2 separate regions of the Homo sapiens genome follow, and region 1 is linked to region 2. A link is a loop called in an ENCODE intact Hi-C map of the cell type or tissue named here. Cell type or tissue: A673. All regions are shown on one strand. Each heading gives the region's core, and the rest is flanking DNA. Links, peaks and the distances in the headings are about the cores only. Region 1 has its middle 20 kb from the start of SERINC1. Region 2 has its middle 51 kb from the start of SMPDL3A.

Region 1 (12,780 bases), core at 2,095-10,094, 350 kb after region 2:
TTTGGCTGTGTCCACACCCAGATCTCATCTTGAATGGTAACTCCCACTATTCCCACATGTCATGGGAGGAACCTGGTGAGTGGTGATTGAATTATGGGGGCAGGTCTTTCCTGCACTGTCCTCCTGATAGTGAATGAGTCTCACGAGATCTACTGGTTTTAAAAATGGGACTTTCCCTGCGCAAGCTCTCTTCCCTTGTCCACCACCATATGAGGTGTGCTGTACACCTTCTACCATGATTGTGAGGCCTCCCAAGCCACGTGGAACTGTAAGTCCAATACACCTTTCTTTTGTAAATTGCCTAGTCTCAGTTATGTCTTTATCAGCAGCATAAAAACAGATGAATACAGCATTCAGGAGCAAGTTATTTCATTTCCATGTAATTGGGTGGTTTTGAGAGAATTTCTTGGTAGTGATTTGTATTTTTGTTCCACTGTGGCCCAAAAGTATGGTTGGTATTATTTTGATTTTTTAAATTTATTAATATTTGCTTTATGGCTGAGCATGGGGTCGATCTGAGAGTATGTTTCATGTGCAGATAAGAAGAATGTATATTCTGTGGTTGGTTGATGGGTAGAGTGTCCTGTAGATGCCTATTGTGTCCAGTTGGTCAAGTGTTGAATTTAAGCCCAGACTTTCTTATTAGTTTTCTTCCTCTATGATCTGTCTAATGCCATCAGTGGAATGGTAAAGTCCCCCACTATAATTGCGTGGCTAAGTCTTTTCATAGGTCTGGAAGTACTTATTTTATTAATTTGGGTGCTCCATTGTTGATTATGTATATATTTAGGATAGTTCAGTCTTCTTGTTCAATTAAACCCTTTATCATTATGTAGTGCCCTTCTTTGTCTTTTTTTATTGTTGATGTTTTAAAGTCTATTTTGTCTAAGAATAATGACCCCTGATCTCTTTTAGTTTTCCACTTACATGATAGATCTTTCTTCAACCCTTTGAGACTATGGGTGTCGTTACATGTGGGCTGAGTCTCTTGAAGACAGCAGATGAATGGGTCTTGCTTTTCTATCCAACTTGCTGCTCTTTGCCTTCTAAGTAGGGTGTGAATACCATTTACATTCATGGCTAATATTATAATGTGAAGTTTTGATTCTATCATAAAGTTGTTAGCTGGTTGCTTTGTAGTTGCTATTGTGTAGTTGTTGTATAGGTTCTGTGGGCTATATACTTAAGTGTGATTTTATGGTAGTAGGTATTGTTTTTTGTTTCCATGTTTAAACTTCCTGAATAATCTTTTGTAAGGCTGGTCTAGAGGTAACAAACTCCCCTAGTGATTTCTTGTCTGAACAAGATTTTATTTATCCTTCACTTATGAAGCTTAGTTTGGCAGGATATAAAATTCTTGATTGGAATTTCTTTTCTTTGAGAATGCTGAAAATAGGCTCCCAATCTCTTCAAGCTTGAAAGGTTTCTGCTGAAAGGTCTGCTTTTAGCCTGATGCGGTTGCCTTTGCATGTAATCTAACCTTTTTCTCTAGCTATCTTTCAAGTTTTTTCTTTAGCATTGACCTTAGGCAGTCTGGTGACTATATCCTTTAATAACATTCATTTTGTATAGTATCTGGAAAGTATTCTCTGAATTTCTTGCATCTGGATATAAGAAATCTCTAGCAAGATTAGGAAAATTTTCTTGAATTATTCCCTTAAATATATTTTTCAGGTTTACTTTGTATCCTTATCTTTTAGGAATGCCAATAATTTATAGACTTGGTCACTTTAAGTAATCTCATATTTCTTGGAGACTTTGCTCATTTTTTGAATTTTTAAAAATTTTTGTCTGACTGGATTAGTTTAAAAGAATAGTTTTCAAGCTCTAAAATCCTCTCTTCTCTTTGGTTTAGTCTACTGATAAAACTTTCAATTGTATTTTAGAATTTCTTAAGCAATTTTTAATTCCAGGAGCTCTGATTGATTTCTTTTTAGAAGATTTATCTTTTCCTTAGTTTCCTGGATTACTTTAGAAGTGTATTTGTATTGATTTTAAATCTTGTGTTGGATTTCATCAAGTTTCCTTGACATCTATGCTTTGAATTCTTTAACTGTCATTTCTGAGCTTCCATTTTGGTTAGAGACCATTTCTGAAAAGAATGATCCTTTGGTGGTGTTGCAACATTCATATTTTTCATGGTGCCAGAATTCTTATACTAGTTCTTTCAAATCTGGAGATAAATGTGTTGGTTAGGGTCTTTTGGCTTTACTTCTATAGCCCTTTGCACTTCTGTCACTTCAGATTTTATACTATGCCATGTGGTTTGACCTACAGGCCAGTAGACAGCACTTGCAGGTAAGAGCACTGTAGCACAAGCAGGTAGTTGTGTACCTGATCTTTCTTTACCATGAGGTGCTTTCTGTTGTCTTGGGTGAAGGACTGGACAGTGAAGTACCTGGTGCCCTGAGCTTTTCATGGGGGTTGGGGGACACAGCTGGGTTGAGCTGGAGCCCCAAGCTTGCCTATGAATACAGAGATGGCAAGTGTAAACACCAGCTCTGACAAGAGTGACTAGGAGGATCATCTGGGGAAATGAGTCTCCATGTGGGGGAGAGGCTGCAGCAGCTGGACCACTCTGGACCACAATATGGTTGAAAGCCATGGGAAACACCTGTTTCACCACTCTCTGTGGAAGTGGTTTCAGGGTATAATCTTGTCACCCAACCGGATACATATAGCTTCCTGGCTCTCCTGTTCTCCAATGTGAGAGTACTTCCGCTTCTTATAAAGGGGTGGCTCCACATTTGGACTCATGCAAGTGAGTTGTGTGGTGGTATTGGCTGATTTGGTCAGCTTGACCTCAGACACTGGGGGAATCGGCCAGATGCCAGCTGAGTTGGAATGGGGTAGGTAGTTTCCCCAGTTCCGAGGCCCCAGGTGGCCCACTAGATAGCATATATGACTCCTGAAGGGCCAGGACTAGGGTTGGGCTAGCCCAGAAGTCAAGTGCTGGCTGTGATGGGGAGGGGTGGCCTGGTCCCCAGATCACCAACCAAACTCTCAGGCAGGGGCAGATGGAACACTTAAGTGGTAGAGGATCTGAGGGGATATTACAGGCCTGTGGGGGTTGGGCTTTCAGAAGGGCTCTGGACCACAGGTGAAATGTTCAGGTGGGGGCAGGGCAGCTGTGCTATGGGCCTTCCACCGAGGAAGGCAGGACCCCCTCAGCTGCAGCAGTAAAGACTGTAGGGCATGTGATACACTTGCACTTCCCTCCCACCCAAGAGGGTGGACTTTGCTATTGGTGGCATGCAGAGGTGCTAAACCTTGTCTATTACCTCTGAGAGTTTTGGCTCAGAAGAATGAGGAGCTGTCACCAACCAAAATGTTTGGATTGGGGGCAGGGCCACTGTGCTGGGAGCCCAAGCTGTAGATCCTGCCTGGCAGGAAATAGCAGGGCAGTCTGGCCACTCCTCAGCACTGTGGCTGCATCCTCTAGCAGGGCTATAACTGTTGACACCAAGGGTCCAAGTCCTCTGGGGCTTCACATGGGCTTAAACAGTGCCTGTGCAAAGACTCCAGGTGGCTCTCTGTATTGGCCTGGAGGAGTGAAGGTGTCAGGGAGGTTCTCCCATGCCCAGGATTGCAAGGTTCACGGAGGAAGTGTGGATCCTCTGGGGACACTCATTCCCTCATCATTTCTCCACATTAGGAGGCTTCCGCTGGCTCCACACCAGTTCTGAGTAGGAGGCTGCCTGGCTTCACTTCTGTTTGTTCTTTTTGGTTCCTGTCGCTTCTTTGGTGAATCCAGAAACGATCCCTTTGATGACCCACTTGAAGAGCAAGTGTTTACTCTCTACCCTGTTTCTCTGTGTGAGAGTGCTAAGTCTGCCATCTTCAAGATTTACTTAAAGGCAATTTTTTTTCCCATTATTTTTCACCACCTGTTCTGGAACCACAAAATTAGTAAAACTTGCTGATCATCTTCCAGTATTTCCCAAGGGGGTATTTTTGGCATTTTGTTGAGACAATTCTCTTTAGTATAAAACTGTCTCATGTTTTAAACCCTTGTGCCATAGCACTCTTCAGTTACTGTGACAACAAAAACAGCCCTACATACTTCTGAACACCTGCCAGGAAGAAGTTCCATATTGTACCATTGGCCCAATGCCTACTGTTTTAGAAAAGGGTAAATAGAAGTCCAGAAAAGTTAGATGGCTCAATTAAGGTCTCAGAGCTAGCAACTTCCAAACTAGCAAGCAGATTTTTCTTACTATTCCAAAGATTAAATGAAAGTTTTTTAATGCCATAGCATTCCTTTCAAGTTTTCTGAACTTTTGGTGTTTGGATTTAATTTGAATTAATCAAGCATGTTCTCAAATAAGAAAGTTCAAGGTCTGTGTGGAATTAACTTGGCCGTATATAAAGTGGGATTTAGTAATTGATTTTAAATTACTAATAGGTTTTTCAAAATTTTTATTTGATATTAACATGGGCATATATGTCTCATGACTCTTAAGGACAACTTAATAAAATAGTTAAATATTTAAAGCAAGCAATAAAGCAAGCAGAGAGGATGGGAGAAGATCCCGTTTCTTTCCAGAAGAGCCACAGTAGATAAATGACTGCAAGAACAGGATTAGTGGGAACAATGTGGTCCCTGGCTGTGGTCCAGAATTCAATATAACTAGAGTGAAGGTACAGAGAGGAAGACCAAGGTTAAGTCGGCAAAGACTGGACTAGCTAGACCACCCCTCATGTAAAGATAATTAAAGAAATTTCAGGCCTAGGAATTTTGCATACTACCAAAGCAGAAAATATTTTAGAAAACTCCTTGGAGTTCACAGGGTCATGGAAGAAAACAAAATAGACTCTCAGACAAGAGGTACTACTTATGAGGCACTACCTATATCAAAGTTATAGAACAATAAACATTTATATGCTGAAAAGCACAGCTTCAGATATGCATAATAAAATAAAATCTGTTAGAAACATGAAGAAATTGAGGAAAATCACACAATTTTTCATAGAAGATTTCAATACATCATATATGTTTGGGCTGTTATAACAACATATCATAAATTGTGTATCTTATAAACAACAGAAATTTAATTCTCACATTTCTGAAGGCTAAGAAGTCAAGGTGCCAGCAGATTCAGTGTCTGATAAGGACTCACTTTCTGGTTCACAGATGGTGTCTTCTAGCTGTGTCCTCACATGGTGAAAGGGACGAAGGAGCTCTCTGGAGCCAATTTATAAGAGCACTGATCTCATTCACTTCCCAAAGGTCCTAACTCCTAACACAGTAACATTGGTGATTAAGTTTCAACATGTAGATTTGCAGGGGGGACACAGATATTCAGACCATAGCATCATGCTTTGACAGTTCAAAGGGATTTCTTTTTAAAAATTCGGAAAATATTGGAAAGTCTAAAATTAACCTAATTAATGAAGTTGAGTTTAGATAGACAATAGATAACTTGTAATAGAAAATATATCCTTTTCAATAATTCATGAAAGAGAAATTAATTATCTACTGGGACACAAAACCTTATGCCAGAGTAGAAGTAATAAAAGTCATATCTTCTGACTAAAATGTAATAAAACTGTAATTTAATGACAATGGCTTAAACAAAAAGGCTTGCCTTTGTGGAAAATGGAAAACATGTCTTAAATAATTATTGGGTTAAAAGGAAACCAAAGCTTCCAGTAAAGAATATTGAGAAAATTAAAAAAAAAAAAACTCTTTCTCTTAAAATATATATAAGATATGATAAAGCTATACTGGGGCAAACTCATAACCTCTTATGCTTAAATTACTTTACAGAAAAATATAAAAAGAACAAATGCTTCAATAAAATAAAACATAAAATGTTAGAGTTATAAAAATAATAAGTCAAACTAGAAACTGAGAGGAAAATGTAGTTTGATCACTAAAAGCAAAAACTGGTTCTTTGGGGAAAAATTTTCTTTGAAAGAATGTCTCTTAAGTCCATTACTCTGGTCTAGGAATTAGTGGAAAAGCAATATAAATATATATCTGGAAACATTACTGAGGCTATCGCTGGTCCCATATTGTTCCCTGAGTGCTTAATGTTATCAGTGATAAAGAGCCCGAAGTAACCATAGGTCGTAGATCTAAAAGGCACACGTTCCCTAAGAAGCTCATGACTTCCCTATAACCTGAATTCTACTTGCTTTTCCTCTGCTCAGTTTTTGTCCCATGAACACTACCCACGAACAACCAGAGATTCTCTCAATATGCTTACAATCAATTTTTCTTAAGCCATAACTCCTCCTTCTGTGTTTAGCATGAATACATAAATGTATTTCTCTCTCTAAAATCAGTATCCTTTCAACTGACATGTTCTCATACCTCTCCCTCACTGTTCTGGTGGCCCTCTGCTGCCCCCTCTTGGTTCTAGGCTACCCTCTCAAGCGCTGAGATGTGTGGCTTAAGCCTCTGAATAAAACCTCCAAGTGTTTTTGAAATATCTGCGTAACTAATCCACAGTTGGTGAGTCTTAGCTTTTAGTAATGTAGTGGAATTACAAAGGGCTTTCAGTACTCATAATTCTAACATATAACTAAAGAAAATTTGCTGACTGTAAAAACAACATATTTATTTTTACCGAGTAGCTTTAGAAATTCAGCTCAAATCTTTCTAGATTAACCTTAGTTTTCTAGATAAAAACAAGGTACAGAAATAATGAATGTTCCCAATAATGCAGTGATTCTTGATATTTTTGAGTCATAAATGGCTATGAAATCAGATCAAAACTATAACTCAGAGGAGTGTGTATTCAAAGGCTATGCACCAGGACACTGAAATGTGCTTCCACAACCTATTTTCAAGAAATGACTTGTTGCACCAGTAGTGAGGAGTGCTATCTGCAGACATCTTTCAGCTGTTCACTTCTTCAGGAAGACTTGGTTTGCCCAAGGCCACACGTCCCTTCTAGAGGCCTACGTTAATGACTAATTTTTACAGTAGGTAGCTAGCCAGGCATGAGCGGGGGAGGAGAGGGCTCCCCCAACTCCAACAGGAATGTCAGGTGACCATCAGGTGATGGTCAGGCAGTTGTCACACTGCCTCTCTAAAATAATAATAGATGATTCCCAAAAAGATCTCAGGAATTGGGTGAGTGAGCTCAAGCATGCACATTAAGAGGCAAAATGGTGGAGTTTAACTGGTATATGACCTTCCAGAAGCATTCCACTGGTAAAGAGAAGAATGCCTCAAGTGAGCATGCGTATAACTCCAGTAACACACTGTGCATGAGAACAGGCAGCTCCAAGTGCAGAATAAAGAGATAAGGGATGCAAGACCATGGAAGTATGTCAAGATATAAAACCCCAAGTCAAAAGGTCAAACCCCACACTTGTCCTTCAAGTGGCCTGCTTGGGCCTCTTCCTAGTGTACTTTTCTTCCCGCTGTAAAGCTTTTTAATAAACTTTCACTCCTGCTCTAAAACTTGTCTCAGTCTCTTCTTCTCCTTTATGCCCCTCAAATTTTTTCTTCTGAGGAGGCAGGAACTGAGGTTGCTGGAGACCAGTATAGATTCACTGCCACTAACATAATCACTGATGGGTGATCTTAGCCCCATTCAGGCAACTCTAAAGGGTCATTCTAGTTCTAGAGCTTCCCTATGGATTCAGCTGAGGCTAAAGCTGGGCTGTATCACAGCACAACTTCTTCCTCTGCCTACTTGTATTAGGCAATTTTTGCTAGCTATAAAGAAATAGCTGAGACTGAGGAATTTATAAATAAAAGAGGTTGAATTGGCTTATGGTTCTGCAGGCTGTACACGAAACATAGTGCTGTCATCTTCTGCTGAGGCACTCAGGAAGCTTACACTCATGGTGGAAGACAAAGGGTAGCCAATATGCCACATGATGAGAATGAGAGCAAGAAAGAGAGAAGGGAGAGGTCCCAGATTCAAAACAACCAGATCTCTGTGTGAACTGAAAGGAAACTCACTCATCACCGAGAGGATGGTGCTAAACCACTCATGAGGGACCTTTCTCCATGATCCAATCACCTCCCGCCAGTCCCCACCTCCAACATTTGGAATCATATTTCAACATAAGATTTGGAAGAGGTAAACATCCAAACCATAATACTACTACTGTTTTCTTTCCCTCCCTGCCAGTTGTATTGATCTCTTTGGTAAGGGCACACTTTAATAAACATCCTCACGCTAAACTTCATCTCAGAGCCTCCTTCCTGAAGAAGCCAACATGTGACAACTACAAACATAACTATATAAAGCAGCACCTTTTCTTTCTCCTGGAAATTATTCAAAAGCTACAAGAAGATGCTTTTATAAGTTTGAAAAACATTTTTGGAGGACTTAGACACAATTTGAATGACTCTATAAATCAGCATTTTCCCTTTTTCTTGGAAATTATTCAAAAGCTACAAGAAGAAGCTTTCATAAGTTTGCAAACTATTTTTGAAGAACTTGGATGCATATTTAACTCCCAGACTCCATTTTATATCAAACACTATCAAAAGCACATGACATTTTTTTGTATACACAGAAAGGGCAGTGAAAACAAGAATCCCTGGTGATAAATCTCAAGAGCAGGGATCCACTGAAAAATAGATCTCAAAAAGCACTTGCAAAATATACTTCCTGAAAGTGTGGGTATACTGTGAAGCCAAAAAGTAATATTCCTTTTTTGTGACCGTTAGTACAAAGACTGAATGGATTGAGTTGTCATGTCTTTCTTCTTAAGAAGGCCTGGGGCTATAAAAAGAATTATACAGAAAAATCATATTTATAAGAAGTAACATGACTCTGTAACAGGAAAGGAGAAAGCTTTTGCTCTATGAAAATTACTTAGCCAGAAACTTTATCTTTCCTTCATATCCCAAAAGAAACCTCTTACAAATGGCCAGTCCAGGAAAGCCTAACTCATTCAATGATAAGTAGTATTTTAAAAGGAGAGAATCCATTTTTAAATTACTGTTTTGGCCAGGCTCATGCCTGTAATCACAGCACTTTGGGAGGCTGAGGCAGCTGAATCACTTGAGGTGAGGAGTTCAAGACCAGCCTTGCCAGCATGGCAAAACCCCATTTCTATTAAAAATACAAAAATTAGCTGGGTGTGGTGGCAGGTGCCTGTAATCCCAGCTACTCAGGAGGCTGAGGCAGGAGAATAAATTGAACCTGGGAGGCAGAGGTTGAAGTGAGCTGAGACTGTACCACTGCACTCCAGCCTGGGCAACAAAGCAAGACTTTTCTCAAAAATAATAATAATAACAATAATAATAATAATAATAATAATAAATGAAATACTATTTTTAAAAGTCTCTTATTTTTCCCCCTTCTTTAAAAAAATCTATTAATTCTTTTTACTTCCTGTCCTTTGAGGCAGCTAACACAAGTAGAAACTTTAGGACCAAGGAAACTATTGGGGCTATTGAGGTGGGCAGGGCCTAGAAGGCAACTTTCTGGGTCAGGAGTTTGATTATATACAGGAGGAAAAAGCAAATAAGTGAATAAATTGAGAATAATGAGAACCAAGTTTCTCACTATTGGATAAATGAGTTACAAATATGAAAAGCCAATGGCCAGAATGATCCCTGTGGTATTATGTTTCAATTGGAATTATCACTGGGAACACACAATTTCTTAGATAGACAGAGATAGACAGATAGATACAGAAGTAGATACAAATGTTTGTGTATGTGAGTGACAGACATTTTCTACCTCTGCCTGGTGGGAAAGCCTAGAAGCAATTAATCCCAGGAGCAGTGAGCAGACGTAGTGCTCCAATGTTGGTTTCTAAGTATCATTCTTCTCTAACGTAGAACAAGAGCTCCTTGGAGAAATGAAAGAATAATATAAACTGGTTTGAGAACAGCCTGGGCAACATGGCAAAACCCCATTTCTACAAAAAAAAAATACAAAAATTAGTTGGCCATAATGGTGTGCCTGTTGTCCCAACTACTCTGGAATCTGAGGCAGGAGAATCACCCGAGTCCAGGGAGGGAGTGGCTGCAGTGAACCATGATGGTACCACTGTACTCCAGCCTGGGCAACACAGTGAGACCCTGGAAGATCTTGTGCCAGAAAAGAAGAGCTCAAACAAAAGAATATGAAGGGAAAAAGTAAAAGACAGTATTCAGCTTCTAGGTGGGGGGTTTCCCCGTTTGCCAAATACGTAGCAAATAGAGCAACAAGATAAATAATTATAACAATAGACTATAAACTCATTAAATAAACAGAAATCTATAAGGAGATGTGTGTGTTTGTGTGTGTACATACATGCGTGTGTGTGTGTATATATATGAATATATATATATGAAAGAAAAAGCTATTACTTCCAGCCAAATGCAAGTTAAATGTAGAAAGAATGATGAAATGAGAAAATTACAATTTGGTAGCCATAATAAGAACATATTGAGATAAGAACCTTGGATGGATGCTGAAATGAATGGGTAAATAATTACTGAGGAACAACATATTTACAGTCTAAAAACATATCCCTCCAAAATACTTACTAAAGAGAGAAACAGAAACTTTACAATTGAGAAACCTGGAAGATATCACTTTAAACGAGTGATAAATGTGTTATCATCAGTAATGGGACAAATCAGCACCATATGTTTACTGATGCAGTATTAATACAATGAGAAGAACACAGCATCGCTTCTCTCATATCCCTGTCCTGAATGCCTAAGCTGTGACTTAGTTCATTCAGGCTGCTATAACTAAAAACCTTAAATTGGGTAGCGTATAAACAACAGAAATTTGTTTCTCACATTTCTGGAGGTTGGGAAGTCTATGATCAAAGTGTTAATAGATTTGGTGTCTGGTGAGAGTCTGCTTCCAGTCAAGACTAAAGGGTCATCCAGAGCTTCCCCATGGAGTCAGCTGATGCTACAGTTGGGCCTGTCTCAAAACACAACAAAACAGCACCTTCTTGCTGTGTCTTCACATGGTAGAAGCGCTAGTTAGCTCTCTGGAGTCTCTTTTATAAGAGCATAAATCCCAATCATGAAGGCTGTCCCCTAACAACCTCATCACCTCCCAAAAGGCCCCACCTTCTAATACCATCACACTGGTGATTAGGTTTCAATGTATGAATTTTGGGGGGTGAACACAAACATGAATATTCAGAACATAACAAGCTGAATCTAATCACAAAGAAATATCAGATGAATCTAAACATAAGAGGTATGATACAATTTAACTAACTTTCATTCTTCAAAAAAATAACAAGGTCATGAAAGAAAAGACTGAATATGGGTTCTGGATTGTCAGATAATCAAGAGACATGACAACTAAATGCAACACATAATCCTCTATTGGACCCTGGACCAGATAAACTATTTATTTATTTTTTTGTTATAAAATATATCACTGGGACAATTGGCAAAATGTGAATATGTTCAATGTAGAAAGAAGCATTTTACCTATTAATTTTCTGATTTTGGTACATTGTGGTTATGCAGTAAAATGCTTTTACATTTGAAGAAATAAATATTTATGTAGTTACATGAAATACAGCATCATGTCTACAACTTATTTTTAATTGATTCAGAAAATAGTAGTTAGATAGATAGATAGACAGACAGCAAGTGTGGCAAAAGGTTAACATTTGGGGAATTGGGATAAAGGGTAGATGGAATTCTTCATAGTATTATAACTTTTCTGCAAATCTAGAGTTATTTCAACTAAGATGTTTTAAAACACAGTACTTTTAAAAAGCAAAAGTAAAATTACATGAAAAATGTCATGGTGCAGATTCAAACTGTGATCAAATACTCTGCCATAAAATTAAAAATGTATTAATAAAATTCACTCTAACTAGAATACCATAAAGCAGAAATGTTAGAACTTGAGGAAGAAATGGTAAGACAATAAAAGGAGATACACATTAGTAGAAAAACTAGAAAGAAACAAGAGATAAAGAAAAAAAATCATACACACAAAAAACTAATATGAGAAATGAAATTAGAAGGAACATAATGGAAGTTAGATACTATTGGAACATAGAGGATGAAACTTATAAATGAAAATGTATAACAGAAATAAACTTAAAATGCATTAAACATGAAATAATAAATATAGAAGACGAGGGTGGATCAAGCAACTATGGTTGGAATCCTCAAAAAAGAAACCAAAACAAGAGAACAAATAATTGCATAATATTTTTAAATGCCATACTTATTATTCTGAAAGAAAGATAACAATAATTGAATTGCGACTGGTTTAGGGGGAATAAAATGACTGGAGGACTTTTTATCATCTGAAACAACCAGAAATGATGAAACTGGACTCAAGACTTTTTCAATTTCTGCAGAAAGAAGCTGGCTCACAAGTTTAATAGGGACAGTGATGGATTTAAAAGAAAAAAAGTTTATTTTTAAGTTTGGCTATTCAATTTATCAGCTACATTTGTTTTTATTTTTATTTTAGAGTCAGGGGGGTAATGTGGAGGTTACATGGGTATATTTTGTGATGAATTAGCCACATTTGTGTATGTGTCTATGAATATGTTATTTCTAGAAAGAAACAATCAACTGGCACCAGAAATTTCTCCTAAGAAAAGACATATGTTGTAAATTTGGGACAAAAAAATAGAAGAGAGACAATTTTTGGTGACAATTACTTCCATGCAAAAAGACAAAAGGCAAGACATACAGCAATAATCCAAAAGTTACAGTGAATCCAACCATGCTACCAAAGCACAGTCACTGCTAATTCATGATAAAGACTTCAACAGATGCAACATTCAATACTCAGGCACTCGACTGCTAATGATTTCTGCCACCATCCTTCCGCTTTAACACTGCCTTTGATGGCTCTGCTATTAAACTAG
Region 2 (12,780 bases), core at 2,613-10,612:
CCATAATCAAATTGCTGAAAACACATGACGAAGCAAACAGTTTCAGCTCAACCAGGAAAGAAAAGTATATTAAATTCAAAGGACAAAGATCAGTATGACAAAAGAATTCTTGTCAGAAACTATAAAAGTCAGAAGACATTGAAGCAACCAAAGTTATTGATTGGGGTAGGGGTAGGAGGTGGGGGGAGGCAGGAACTGCTGACCCAGAATTCCATATCCAGTGAAAATATCTTTCAAAATTGAAAGTAAAATGAAGATGTTTTCAGAAAATGCTGAGGGGATTAGTCACCAGCAGATGTGGACTAAAAGAAATGTTAAAGGAAGTTCTTCTGATAGAAGGAAAATTATACCAGATGCTAATTTGGATCTACATGAGGGAAGGAAGAGCACTGTAAGTAATCAATATGTAAATAAATAGAAACATTGACACGTTCTAAACTGAGCTCCTCATCTTCTTCTGAGAATCTGCTTCTCACTCAGCCTTTTCTTATCACATTTAATGGCCACTCCATTCTTTCATGTTCAGGTAGAACATTTGGGGGTCAACATTGATGTGTCTCTTTCCCACACCTCCTACATCACATCATCAGCAAAGGCTAATGGCTCTAACTTCAGGACATGTACAGGGTCTTGCCTCACAGCTGTCTCCCCACTACTCACTGCCATCGTTTTGTCTCTGTTATTGCAATGGCCTCATGCTAGGCCTCTCTACTTCCACTGTGGCCCCCACTCCTGTGTATTCGCAATGCAGCAGTCAGAGGACTGACTCCAAAGGCTTCCGAAGGTTCATGTCATACCTCTACTCACGAAAGGCCAGTGGTCCCTTTCATGCGCGTCCGTATGAAGAGACCACCAAACAGGCTTTGTGTGAGCAACATGGCTGTTTATTTCACCTGGGTGCAGGCGGGCTGAGTCCGAAAAGAGAGTCAGCAAAGGGAGATAAGAGTGGGGCCGTTTTATAGGATTTGGGCAGGTAAAGGAAAATTACAGTCAAAGGGGGTTTGTTCTCTGGCGGGCAGGAGTGGGGGTCGCAAGGTGCTCAGTGGGGGTGTTTTTGAGCCAGGATGAGCCAGGAAAAGGACTTTCACAAGGTAATGTCATCACTTAAGGCAAGGACCGGCCATTTACACTTCTTTTGTGGTGGAATGTCATCAGTTAAGGTGGGGCAGGGCATATTCACTTCTTTTGTGATTCTTCAGTTACTTCAGGCCATCTGGGCTTATACGTGCAAGTCACAGGGGATGCGATGGCTTGGCTTGGGCTCAGAGGCCTGACATTCCTGCCCTCTTATATTAATAAGAAAAATAAAACAAAATAGTGTTGAAGTGTTGGGGCAGCGAAAATTTTTGGGGGGTGGTACGGAGAGAGAATGGGCGATGTTTCTCAGGGCTGCTTCAAGCGGGATTGGGGCGGCGTGGGAACCTAGAGTGGGAGAGATTAAGCTGAAGGGAGGTCTTGTGGTAAGGGGTGATATTGTGGGGATGTTAGAAGAAAAGTTTGTCGTATAGAATGATTGGTGATGGCCTGGACACGGTTTTGGATGAATTGAGAAACTAAATGGAATAACAGAAGGAGAAAAACAGGTATAAAAGTTCTAAGAATTGGGACGACTCAGGATATCTGATTAGAGAGTGCCTAAGGAGATTCAGCATAGTCCTGCCAGCAAAGATTATTTATTTACTTCAAGAGTTAGGAGTGGCAGTTTGGGGATAGCACCAGGAGATATCAGCTGTGATGGCTTGGAAAAACAGTGTAAACCGGCAGTGTAAACAAGAGCAGGGCATGTATGAGTAGTTGAGAACGGTGAATAGGAGTATGACTAGACAGAAGATAGTAGGGATGACAAGTTTTTTGGGGGGCACAGTCTAAGTTGGTCTGGTGTCTGGAATGAGACTGGGGCCTAATAAAAAGGAGCGTCTATACAGGAGCTTAAATGGGCTGTACCCTGTAGCATTCCGAGGACAGGCCTGAATTCTGAGAAGGGAAAGTGGTAAAAGTATTGTCCAGTCCTTTTCGGTGGCTGAGCTTGGTGAGGTGTGTTTTTAAAAGACCTTTAGTCCATTCTACTTTTCTTGAAGACGGAGGACCGTAAGGGATATAAAGGTTTCACTGAATACTAAGAGCCTGAAAAACTGCTTGGCTGATTTGACTAATAAAGGCTCATCTGTTATCAGACTGTATTGAGGTGGGAAGGCTAAACTGAGGAATTATGTCTGACAGAACGGAAGAAATGACTGCGGTGGCCTTCTCAGACCCTGTAGGAAAGGCCTCTACCTATCCAGTGAAAGTATCTACCTAGACTAAGAGGTATTTTAGTTATCCGACTCAGGGCATGTTGAGTAAAGCTAATTTGCCAGTCCTGGGTGGGGCAAATCCTCGAGCTTGATGTGTAGGGAAGGGAGGGGACCTGAATAATCCCTGAGGAGCAGTAGAATAGCAGATGGAACACTGAGAAGTTATTTCCTTGAGGATAGATTTCCACGATGGAAAGGAAATGAGAGGTTCTAAGAGGCGGGCTAGTGGCTTGTACTATAGCATAACCTGCCTTTGCTGGTGTGTGGCGATTAGGCCTGGTGGAACCGCCATCAATAAATCAAGCGTGATCAGGGTGAGGAACAGGAAAGAAGGAAATATGGGGAAATGGGGTGAATATCAGGTGGATCAGAGAGATACAGTCATGGGGGTCAGGTGTGGTATCAGGAATAACATGGGAGGCCAGATTGAAGTCCAGGCCAGGAACAATGGTAATTGTGGGACTTAAAGAGTGACTACAGCTGAAGGAGCCGGGGAGCAGAAAGTATATGCGTCAGGTATGAGGAAGAAAATAGATTTTGGAAGTTATGAGAACTGTAGAGAGTGAGTTGAGCATAGTTTGTGATTTTGAGGGCCTCTAAAAGTATTAAAGCAGCGGCAGCTGCTGCATGCAGACGTGAGGGCTAGGCTAAAACAGTAAGGTCAAGTTGTTTGGACAGAAAGGCTACAGGGTGTGGTCCTGGCTCTTGTGTAAGAATTCTGACCGTGCTAACCATGCCTAGGAAGGAAAGAAGTTGTTGTTTTGTAGAAGGTGCTGGGGTTTGAGAGATCAGTCGGACACGATTGGCAGGAAGAGCACGTGTGTTTTTATGAGAATTATGCCGAGATAGGTAACAGATGAGGAAGAAATTTGGGCTTGATTGAAGTAATGGGGGCTGTCTGTGAAGCTTTGCGGCAGTACAGCCTAGGTAATTTGCTGAGCTTAATGGGTGTCAGGGTCAGTCCAAGTGAAAGCGAAGAGAGGCTGGGATTGAGGGTGCAAAGGAATAGTAAAGAAAGCATGTTTGAGATCTAGAACAGAATAATGGGTTGTAGAGGCAGGTATTGAGGATAGGAGAGTGTATGGGTTTGGCACCACCGGGTGGATAGGCAAAACAATTTGGTTGATAAGGTGCAGATCCTGAACTAACTTGTAAGGCTTGTCTGGTTTTAGGACAGGTAAAATGGGGGAATTGTAAGGAGAGTTTATAGGCTTTAAAAGGCCATGCTGTAGCAGGCGAGTGATAACAGGCTTTAATCTTTTTAAAGTGTGCTGCGGGATGGAATATTGGCGTTGAGTAGGGTAAAGGTGATTAGGTTTTAATGAGATGGTAAGGGGTGCATGATCGGTTGCCTAAGAGGGAGTAGAGGTATCTTATACTTGTGGGTTAAGGTTGGGGGGATACAAGAGGAGGATGCAAAGGAGGCTTTGGATTGGGAAGAAGGGCGGCAATGAGATATAGCTGTAGTCCAGGAATAGTCAGGGAAGCAGATAATTAAAGTGTCTCAGCCTAATAAGGGAACTGGGCAGGTGGGGATAACTAAAAAGGAGTGCTTAAAAGAGTATTGTCTAAGTTGGCACCAGAGTTGGGGAGTTTTAAGAGGTTTAGAAGCCTGGCCATCAATACCCACAACAGTTATGGAGGCAAGGGAAACAGGCCCTTGAAAAAAAGGTAATGTGCAGTGGGTAGCCTCCGTATTGATTAAGAAGGGGACGGGCTTACCTTCCACTGTGAGAGTTACCCGAAGCTCGGTGTCCGTGATGGTCTAGGGGGCTTCCGAGGAGATCGGGCAGTGTCAGTCTTCAGCTGCTAAGCCGAGAAGATCTGGGAAGGAGTCAGTCAAAGAGCCTTGGGCCAGAGTTCCATGGGCTGTGGGAGTGGCTGCCAGGTGAGTTGAACAGTCCAATTTTCAGTGGGGTCCCACACAGATGGGACGCGGCTTAGGAGGAATCCCGGGCTGCGGGCATTCCTTGGCCCAGTGGCCAGATTTCCGGCATGTGTAGCAAGCTCCTGTGGGAGGAGGTTCTGGAGGAACGCCTGGCCACTGCCGTTCAGGCATTTGGAAGTTCTTGTGCGCTGGAGATGTGGCTGGGGTTTGTCTCACAGTGGAGGCAAGGAATTGCAACTTTTTTCTATTATTGTACACCTTGAAGGCGAGGTTAATTAAATCCTGTTGTGGGGTTTGAGGGCTGGAATTTAATTTTTGGAGTTTTAATGTCAGGAGCAGATTGGGTAATAAAATGTATTTTGAGAATAAGACAGCCTTTTGACCTTTTAGGGTCTAGGGCTGTAAAGTGTCTCAGGGTTGCTGCCAAACGAGCCATGAACTGGGCTGGATTTTTATATTTGATGAAAAAGAGCCTAAACGCTATCTGATTTGGGATAAAGAAAAAGGAGCATTAACCTTGACTATGCCTTTAGCTCCAGCCACCTTTTTAAGAGTAAATTGCTGGGCGGGAGGGGGAGGGCTAGTCACGGAACGAAACTAAGCCGGACCAGGTGTGAGGAGGGGAGGTGATAAAGGATTATAGGGTGGAGGAGCGGAGGCTGAGGAAGAATTGGGACCTAGCTCGGCCTGGCGAGGAGCAGCCTGGGGAGGAAGGGAGAGGTCAGATGGGTCTGTAGAAAAGGAAGATTAGAAAGACTCAGTGACGCTTGGGGTTGGAACTGAGGGGACAGGTGGGAGGGAAAGAAGGAAGATTTGGGACGAGTTGCACTGGGCACAGAGACTAGGAAGGGACTGATGTGTAAAAGAATGCCTGGACGTCAGGCACCTCAGACTGTTTGCCTATTTTAAGACAAGAATTATTTAGATATTGCAGGATGGAAAAATTCAAAGTGCCATTTTCTGGCTATTTGGAACTACTGTCAAGTTTGTATTGGGGTCAAGCGGCATTGCAGAAGAAAATAAGGCATTTAGGTTTTAGGTCAGGTGTTAAAGAGGTTTTAAGTTTTTGAGAACACAGGCCAAGGGAGTAGGAGGAGGAATGGAGGGTAGAAGGTTGCCCATAAAGAGAGAGTAGAGAAATGGAGAGAAGGGGTTCGGGGGTTCTTACCTTCCAGAAAAGTGGGAAAATGGGTTGGGGCGCAGAGATAAGAGGTCGGGGCACGGAAATAAGGGATGGGGTGCAGAAATAAGGGGTTGGGGCACAGAAATAAGGGATTGGGGCACACAGATAAGAGGTTGGGGTGCAGAAATAAGGGATTGGGGCACAGAGGTATGAGGTTGGGGTACTTGCCCCTCCTCTAGAAAAGCGGGACTTGCCGCTAAGAGTGAAGGAGAAGGGGTTGAGGGGTACTTGCCCCTCTCCCAGAAAAACAGAGAAGGGGTAGAGACAAGGAGAGAAGGGGTTGGGGTACTTGCCCTGTCCCTGGAAAAGCAGAGAAGGGGTAGAGACAAGGAGAGAAGGGGTTGAGGTACTTGCCCCTTCCCCAGAAAAGCGGGACTTGCTGCTAAGGGTGAAGGACCAAGGCAGGCGTCCCTGCGTGGTCTGACACCCTTGAAACGTGGGTGTATAATCAGAGGCGTCCCTGCAATGATTAAACACCAAGGGAAGGCTGCCTTCCCAGTCCGTGACCAGTGCCAGAGTTTTGGGTCCACTGATAAAACGTGTCTCCTTTGTCTCTCCCAGAAAATGAAAGGAATTGAAATTAAGAGAAGGGAGAGATTGAAGAGTGGAAAGGAGAAAGTGGTTGAGGGACAGTGAGAGAGGTTGGAGAAGAGTAAGAAGAGGCCACTTACCCGATTTAAAATTGGTGAGATGTTCCTTGGGCTGGTCGGTCTGAGGACCTGAGGTCGTAGGTGGATCTTTCTCACGGAGCAAAGAACAGGAGGACAGGGGATTGATCTCCCAAGGGAGGTCCCCCGATCCGAGTCACGGCACCAACAGTCCCCATATCCAGAGAAAAACCAAACTCTTGCTCCAGCCTGCAGGCCCCACTGGTCCTTCCCTTCTCTGCCTTTGCATGGCACTGTGCTTGTCTCTATTCTCTGCATCTCACTCAGCTCAGAGCACAATGGCCTCTTTACCGTTCCTCAGAACCAGCAGATGCCCTCTTGATCCTTGGCATCTTCACATTTCTGCTGCCCAGGCCATGCTTCCCCTGGCCCCAGCACGGCTTATGCCCTCACTTCCTTCAAATCTTGTCTCAAACGTCTTATTTCCAGAGAGGTCAACCTAGGAACACATGATTTAAACTTGCAATTCTCCAGCCACTATGCCTGTCCCTTCTCTGATATATCATCTCCATAGCCTTGTGTGTTATTTAATGTGTTTGACAGAGATAGTGCGTTGCTTTTTTACTACTGAAGCTCCAGTGTCTAGAAGGTGACTGGCATAGTGTAGATCTCAATAAATATTTGTCAACTGAATGAATACAGAGGGAGGAGCATGCTTGGGCCAAATTCTGTAGCTGTAGTAGATAATCCTTGTCACCAGGGGGCAGCACAACAGAATTAAGGGTTTGATGAAAGCTGGGGAAGCTATCACAACCCAGGTGCACACAGACAAGATGAGTTTTCCAAACTCAGACCATGAAGAGCCTATGTGGAAGAGGATATCAGGGGTAGCAGAATCAACCTCTGTTTTGCTATGTGACCTTGAACATCACTTCACTCTCTGGACCTTGGTTTCAGCAAGGGCGTATTAGTTTCTCTAGAGGGACAGAACTAATGGAATATATATATATATATATATATATATATATATATATATATATATAAAAAGGGGAGTTTATTAAATATTAACTCACACGTTCACAAGGTCCCACAATGGGCTGTCTGCAAGCTGAGGAGGAAGGAGAGCCAGTCAGAGTTCCAAAACTGAAGAATTTGGAGTCCAATGTTCGGGGACAGGAAGCATCCAGCAGGGGAGAAAGATACACGCTGGGAAGGCTAAGCTAGTCTCTTTTCACATTTTTCTGTCTGCTTATATTCTAGCCATGCTGACAGCTGATTAGATTGTGCCCACCCAGATTAAGGGTGGGCCTGCCTTTCCCAGCTCACTGACTCAAATGTCAATCTCCTTGGGCAACACCCTCACAGACACACCTGGAATCAATATTTTGTATTCTCCAATCCAATCAAGTTGACACTCAGTATTAACTATCACAAAGGGCTAGCACCTGATTTGTTGACTCTCATTTACTTCTGGTTCTAACATTCCATGATTCTAAAACAAACAGAAATCACACTGAAGTACAAAGCCCCCAGACCCCAGAAAGCAAAAACACAGCAGAAACTACAAAGCAAACAGCTAACAATATCGTGATAGGATCGAAACCTCATGTATCAATATTAAACTTGAATGTAAATGGTCTAACCACCCTGCTTAAACAGGACACCCTCTCAACTTCTCCTGCCTATTTTAATTTCATATTCAGGCTGGAAGAAAGGGGCAACGAATTTCTCATAAAATTGTATTTGAGCTACTGGAATTCAGTTAAATACCCACAGGTTCAATAGAAAGGCCCTTTTGTGTGAAGTAAAGCTATATCAGTGAGTGAGCTTGACTCAATTTAGTTATTCCCACATCTATTTTTTTAATGAGAATGAGTAATATTTCCGGAAAGAGAAGAAAAGTTAGCACCACTTAAGAGATCCCGGGGCTCTAAGATAGCATCAACTAAATGCTATAGTTTCTTATTACTTTTGGGGAGAAGCTAATGTACAGCAATTTGAAATCCAGGCAATATTGCATCCTAGAAAAGAAGCCATTTAACTTTATCCATGGGATTAAAAGACTAAATTTTCTTTTCTTAGTACTATCATAGAATAATTTAGTTTTCTCCAGTAGAAGCAGTATTTCCACAACAGATCAGGGGATGGCAGTAAAGAGTTGCTCTCTGGTCAATAAAGTATTTGTATGACAGAGAAAAATTATAGTTTAAACTAATTTATTTGTATATTGTATTGCCCCTAATAAAATTCACACACCATTTTGTTGGCTTGAATTAAAGTGTCATCAAAGGGCTTGTGGAGATTAGTTTGGGCATTGACTTAACATGGCATCTCAAAATAAATACTCCCCAAATTGCATTTTACCATTGCATATGAAGCCCGCAACCAGCGAAAATCATAATGATTTTATCAGGATCAGGTATTTAAGTGACTTTAATTAAATCCATCTCTGGTATGGGGTTGGTGATTTCTATTTTAGGGCAATTCTTAATCCAAATATTTGACTTATTTCAGAATATTTAATTCACATCCCTGTTTCACAGAATTTTACTTAAAGTAAAAACCAACCTAGGAGCCTTGTGTCTTTGTCCTAACTCTATAGGTATGTGTGGGTGTCTCTGGTTGGAAATGTACAGGGCTGCTAGAGAAATGGAGAAAGAAAGCATCCACACCGTGCATCTGAAGAGCACTAAGTAAACTCCTCTGTCTTTCTGTCTAATGTTCTGAGCAATATTAGATAGGGTACCTGGAATGAATCAAACTGTTAGCAGTGGTGAGTATCTGAGTTACAAGCAGTGAGTCCATACGGGTCTGCAGCCACCTCAATTATTGTCTTCAAAGAAGAAAAAATTCGACTGAGGGGCATAATGCAGAAGAACAGATTGAGGCAAGTTTTAGAGCATGAGTGAAAGTTGACTTAAAAATTTGAGAGCAGGGGCACGGCTCAGTGGCTTATGCCTGTAATCTCAGCACTTTGGGAGGCTGAGGCAGGTGGATCATCTGAGCTCAGCCTGGGCAACATAGTGAAACCTCATCTCTACAAAAAAATTTTTTAAAAAACTACTTAGGAGGCTGAGGTGGGAGGATTGCTTGAGCCTGGGAGGTGGATGGTGCAGTGAGCCAAGATCACGCTATTACACTCCAGCCTGGGTGACAAAGTGAGACCCTGTCTTAAAAAAAAAAAGAAAAGAAAAGAAAAGAAAAAGAAAAAAGAAAGAAAGGAAGAAAGAAAAGGAAAGAAAAAAAAAAGCTTTGGAGCAGGAACAAAAGAAAAAAAAAGTACATTTGGAAGAGGCCCAAGCAAGCGACTTTGAAGGACAAGTGCAGGGTTTGACCTTTTGACTTGGGTTTTGTTTTTTTGTTTTTGTTTTGTTTGTTTTTTGTTTTTGTTTTGGTGACAGAGTCTTGCTCTGTCACCCAGGCTTGAGTGCAGTGGTGCGATCTGGGCTCACTGCAACCTCCGCCTCCCGGGTTCAAGCAATTATCTGTCTCAGCCTCCTGAGTAACTGAGATTACAGGTGCCCGCCACCACGCCTGGCTAATTTTTGTATTTTTAGTAGAGACAAGGTTTCATCATGTTGGCCAGGCAGGTCTTGAACTCCTAACCTCGTGATCCATCCGCCTCGGCCTGCCAAAGTGCCTGGATTACAGGCGTGAGCCACTGCACCCGGCCCGACTTGGGGTTTTATATGTTGGCGTGATTCTGGGTCTTGCGTTCCTTCTCCCCTGATTCTTCTCTTGGTGTGGGTTGTCCACATACACAGTGGCCTGCTAGTGCTTGGGAGGGGAGCATGCACGGTGTGTTTACTGGAGTTGTACGCATGCTCACCTGAGGCATTCTTCCCTTTTGCCGTGGAATGGGCGCGGAAGGTCATATACCAGTTAAATTCCACCGTTTTGCCTCTTAGTGCACATGTGTGAGCCCACTTGCCCAGCTCCTAAGATCTCATCAGGAAGCTGCTGATCACCAGTTTCAGTTTTTTCCTGTCTATAGGGAAACTGCCTTTCCCTGGCACTGGCTGCGACCAATTATTATTTTAGAGGCAGTGTGACAACTGTCTGACCATCACCTGATGGTCACCCGACTTTTCTGATGGGGTGATGGGGGAGCCCTCTCTTGCCCCATTCATGCCTGACTAGCCACCTACTGTAACAAAGTCATGCAAGCCAGATCCCAGCTATATTCTAGTACCTGGGACTTCCTTTGCAGCACTTATCAAAACTGTAATTATTTAACGATTTGTATTTTTCTAATTATCTATCTGCACCACCTAGATAGATTTGTATTTTTCTAATTATCTATCTGCATCACCCTGCCTCACCTCACTTCCTTCAAGGTTGTATCCTTGGCAATGCTCACAATGCCTGTTCATAGCAGAGGCTCCGGGATAGTCTCATAGTCATCTTAAAATTCCTAGTACTTAGCACATATCATGTAAATGTAAGGTTTCTTGGATAAAGCTTTGGCTACTTTAGTCTGTCTATAGGATACTGCAGTAAACAAAAAACATTTCATGCTCTCATGAAAACATTCTAGTGCAAGATGGGGGAACAGAGGTAATAGATACAAATGTCATATGTATGAATAGTTAAGCAATTGTGATATCATATCAGACAGTGATAAGTGTGTGTACACAGACACCTCTACAATGTCAGGGGTCTGCTCTGGGAAACTGACAGCCAAGTACAGAGTTGAAAGAACTGTCCCCTGAAGAGCATAGAAGAGATTTCTAGGCACGGGAACAGCTCATGCGAAGGTCCTGCACAAGAGTTTGGCAGGTTCAAAAGGCCAGTGAGGCCAGAAGGAATTGAAGGAAGGCATGGCCATCCATCCATGCCATTCCGTTCAGTGAAAACCAAAGAAAAGTAGCTTGAACAACCCAAGAAGTCCAGTAATAGAACAATCATTTAATAACAAACATAAAGGAACCTGCCCTAACCGTGCAAACCCATAGTGTTCAACAGTCTTAGCTTCTGATTTTGCAACATTATGTAAAGCTTAGGGAAAGATTCTTTCTGTAATGCTAATTTAAGTATCAAGAGAAAAAATTGCTTAGACAGGATAGGTTCAACTGGGCAAGGACTCTTGAAAGGTAACTCATGCTTGTTCATTAATGCAATATTTAACAAATACTGAATGGCTTCTAGTGTCAGACATTGTTCTTAATAGTATTGGGGACACGACAGTGAACAACATAGAAAACAACACCTGTCCTCATGGAGCTTATATATTTGTTGTGGAGAGATAGCCAAAAATAAAAATAAAAATTTCACAAAGGACTAGATCAAGCTTGTCCAACCCATGGCCCATGGGCTGCATGCAGCCCAGGATGGCTTTGAATGTGGCTGAACACAAATTCATAAACTTTGTTAAAACATTATGAGATCTCTTCTGCAATTTTTTTAAGCTTATCAGCTATCATTAGTGTTACTGTATTTGATGTGTGGCCCAAGACAATTCTTCTTTTTCCAAGGTGGCCCAGAGAAGCCAAAAGATTGAACACCCCTGGATTAGATCATTTCAGCTGCAACAAGTACTAAAAAAGAAAAGTGCCAGAACTAACTTGGATAGTTGGATGCTTTCCTTTTAGCAAATAACCTGTCAGCCTATCAATCACTTAATAATAAGAGAGGTTCCCTTTATGTAATAGAATAATGGAATGATTTTTCTCCTTCATGTTTTCTGCATTTTCTAATTTTTTTACAGTGACAATGCTACTTTACTTATCAAATAAAAAATTTATTAAATAATACATAAAGATATTCTTGTTAACATTTCAGACATTAAAGACAAAGCTAAGGCTTCCTTTACCAAAGGAAAGGTGACAGGCATAAACTCACATAATCAATCAGCTTTGTTAAAAGTGACAAAGATTTGAAGTGTGTGATTCGGTGCCTCTGCTTCATAACTAGAATAAATTTTCTCAGAAAGTTATCTCTCTTCCCAGAAGAATAAGAAAACATACTTTATTATTTTTAACACAAATTCCTCCTTCCTTTATTTTTAACACAAATTCCTCTTTCCTTTAATTTGTGAAAAAAAAGTAGTATCAGGAGGGGTACCATTGTTAGCCCCATGTGATCAAACAAATAATCTGCAATTCTATTGTAGATAAGCAGCAAGAAATGCTTTTAGGGTTTGGTTCACATGTTACAGAGAAGTTAGTGGACCTCAGTAGAATGAGGCTCTTATTTTAAAAACCTTCTTGATCAGATGTTCAAACTGAGGGTCAAAACACTGTTGATTGCCATGAAACCTATTGTGAAAATGGGTTATCAACACCAACTAAAACTGCTTCCGCAAGGCATATGGAATCTCCATGGTACAGTCCTCAGAAACAACACTGGTAAAACCAATGTGCCACATTACTTTCAAATAAGCCTCCCCTGAACAATATGTGATATTGATGAGACATATGGGTACTAGCCTACTATGGTTTTAAAGCATATAGTCTCTTTTAAGCAATGAAGTCTGAGGGAGAATAACCAGAACATTAAGATAACAGAAGAAACATTCTAATTATGTTGATTAACCTTCCTCCCAACTGAAAGAAGTATTATTTTCTGCCACTGCTCTGTTAATGTACATACATATTTCTAGATAAAAATTAATATAACCACTACAAAAACCTAGGAGCAAGTTGGGGGCAGGGGGAAATCAATAAAGTACCAAAACAGATAAAACTGATATACCGCACCCGAGTTTCAATATACTATAAATTATTTCTTCCTCAAGATTCTATCCTTCTTTACTCCCCTCCTCCATTACAGAATCTCAATTTAAAAGAAAAATGTATTTGATAATAA

What was found. Peaks named below come from ENCODE experiments on the same cell type or tissue, not always from the same donor. Only the 100,000 strongest peaks of a DNase experiment are listed, where the experiment ranks them.
Region 1: a loop joins it to region 2, with 14 times the contacts of the local background. A loop is called at or near these places in 25 of 110 quality-filtered maps.

What each region holds. Positions count from the first base shown.
Region 1 is chr6:122,485,682-122,498,461 of GRCh38, reverse strand. It overlaps a transcript of PKIB not described here. Among named protein-coding and RNA genes, the nearest start is that of SERINC1, 20 kb to the right of the region's middle. In A673, for the core only: a CTCF peak has its summit at 6,351 (motif pointing left); a DNase peak (open chromatin) is centred at 6,351.
Region 2 is chr6:122,833,614-122,846,393 of GRCh38, reverse strand. No RefSeq gene overlaps it. Among named protein-coding and RNA genes, the nearest start is that of SMPDL3A, 51 kb to the right of the region's middle. RefSeq lists enhancers at 650-1,243, 1,244-1,836. In A673, for the core only: CTCF peaks have their summits at 6,729 (motif pointing right) and 8,091; DNase peaks (open chromatin) are centred at 6,743, 7,163 and 7,943; H3K4me3 peaks cover 371 bases; H3K27ac peaks cover 2,192 bases.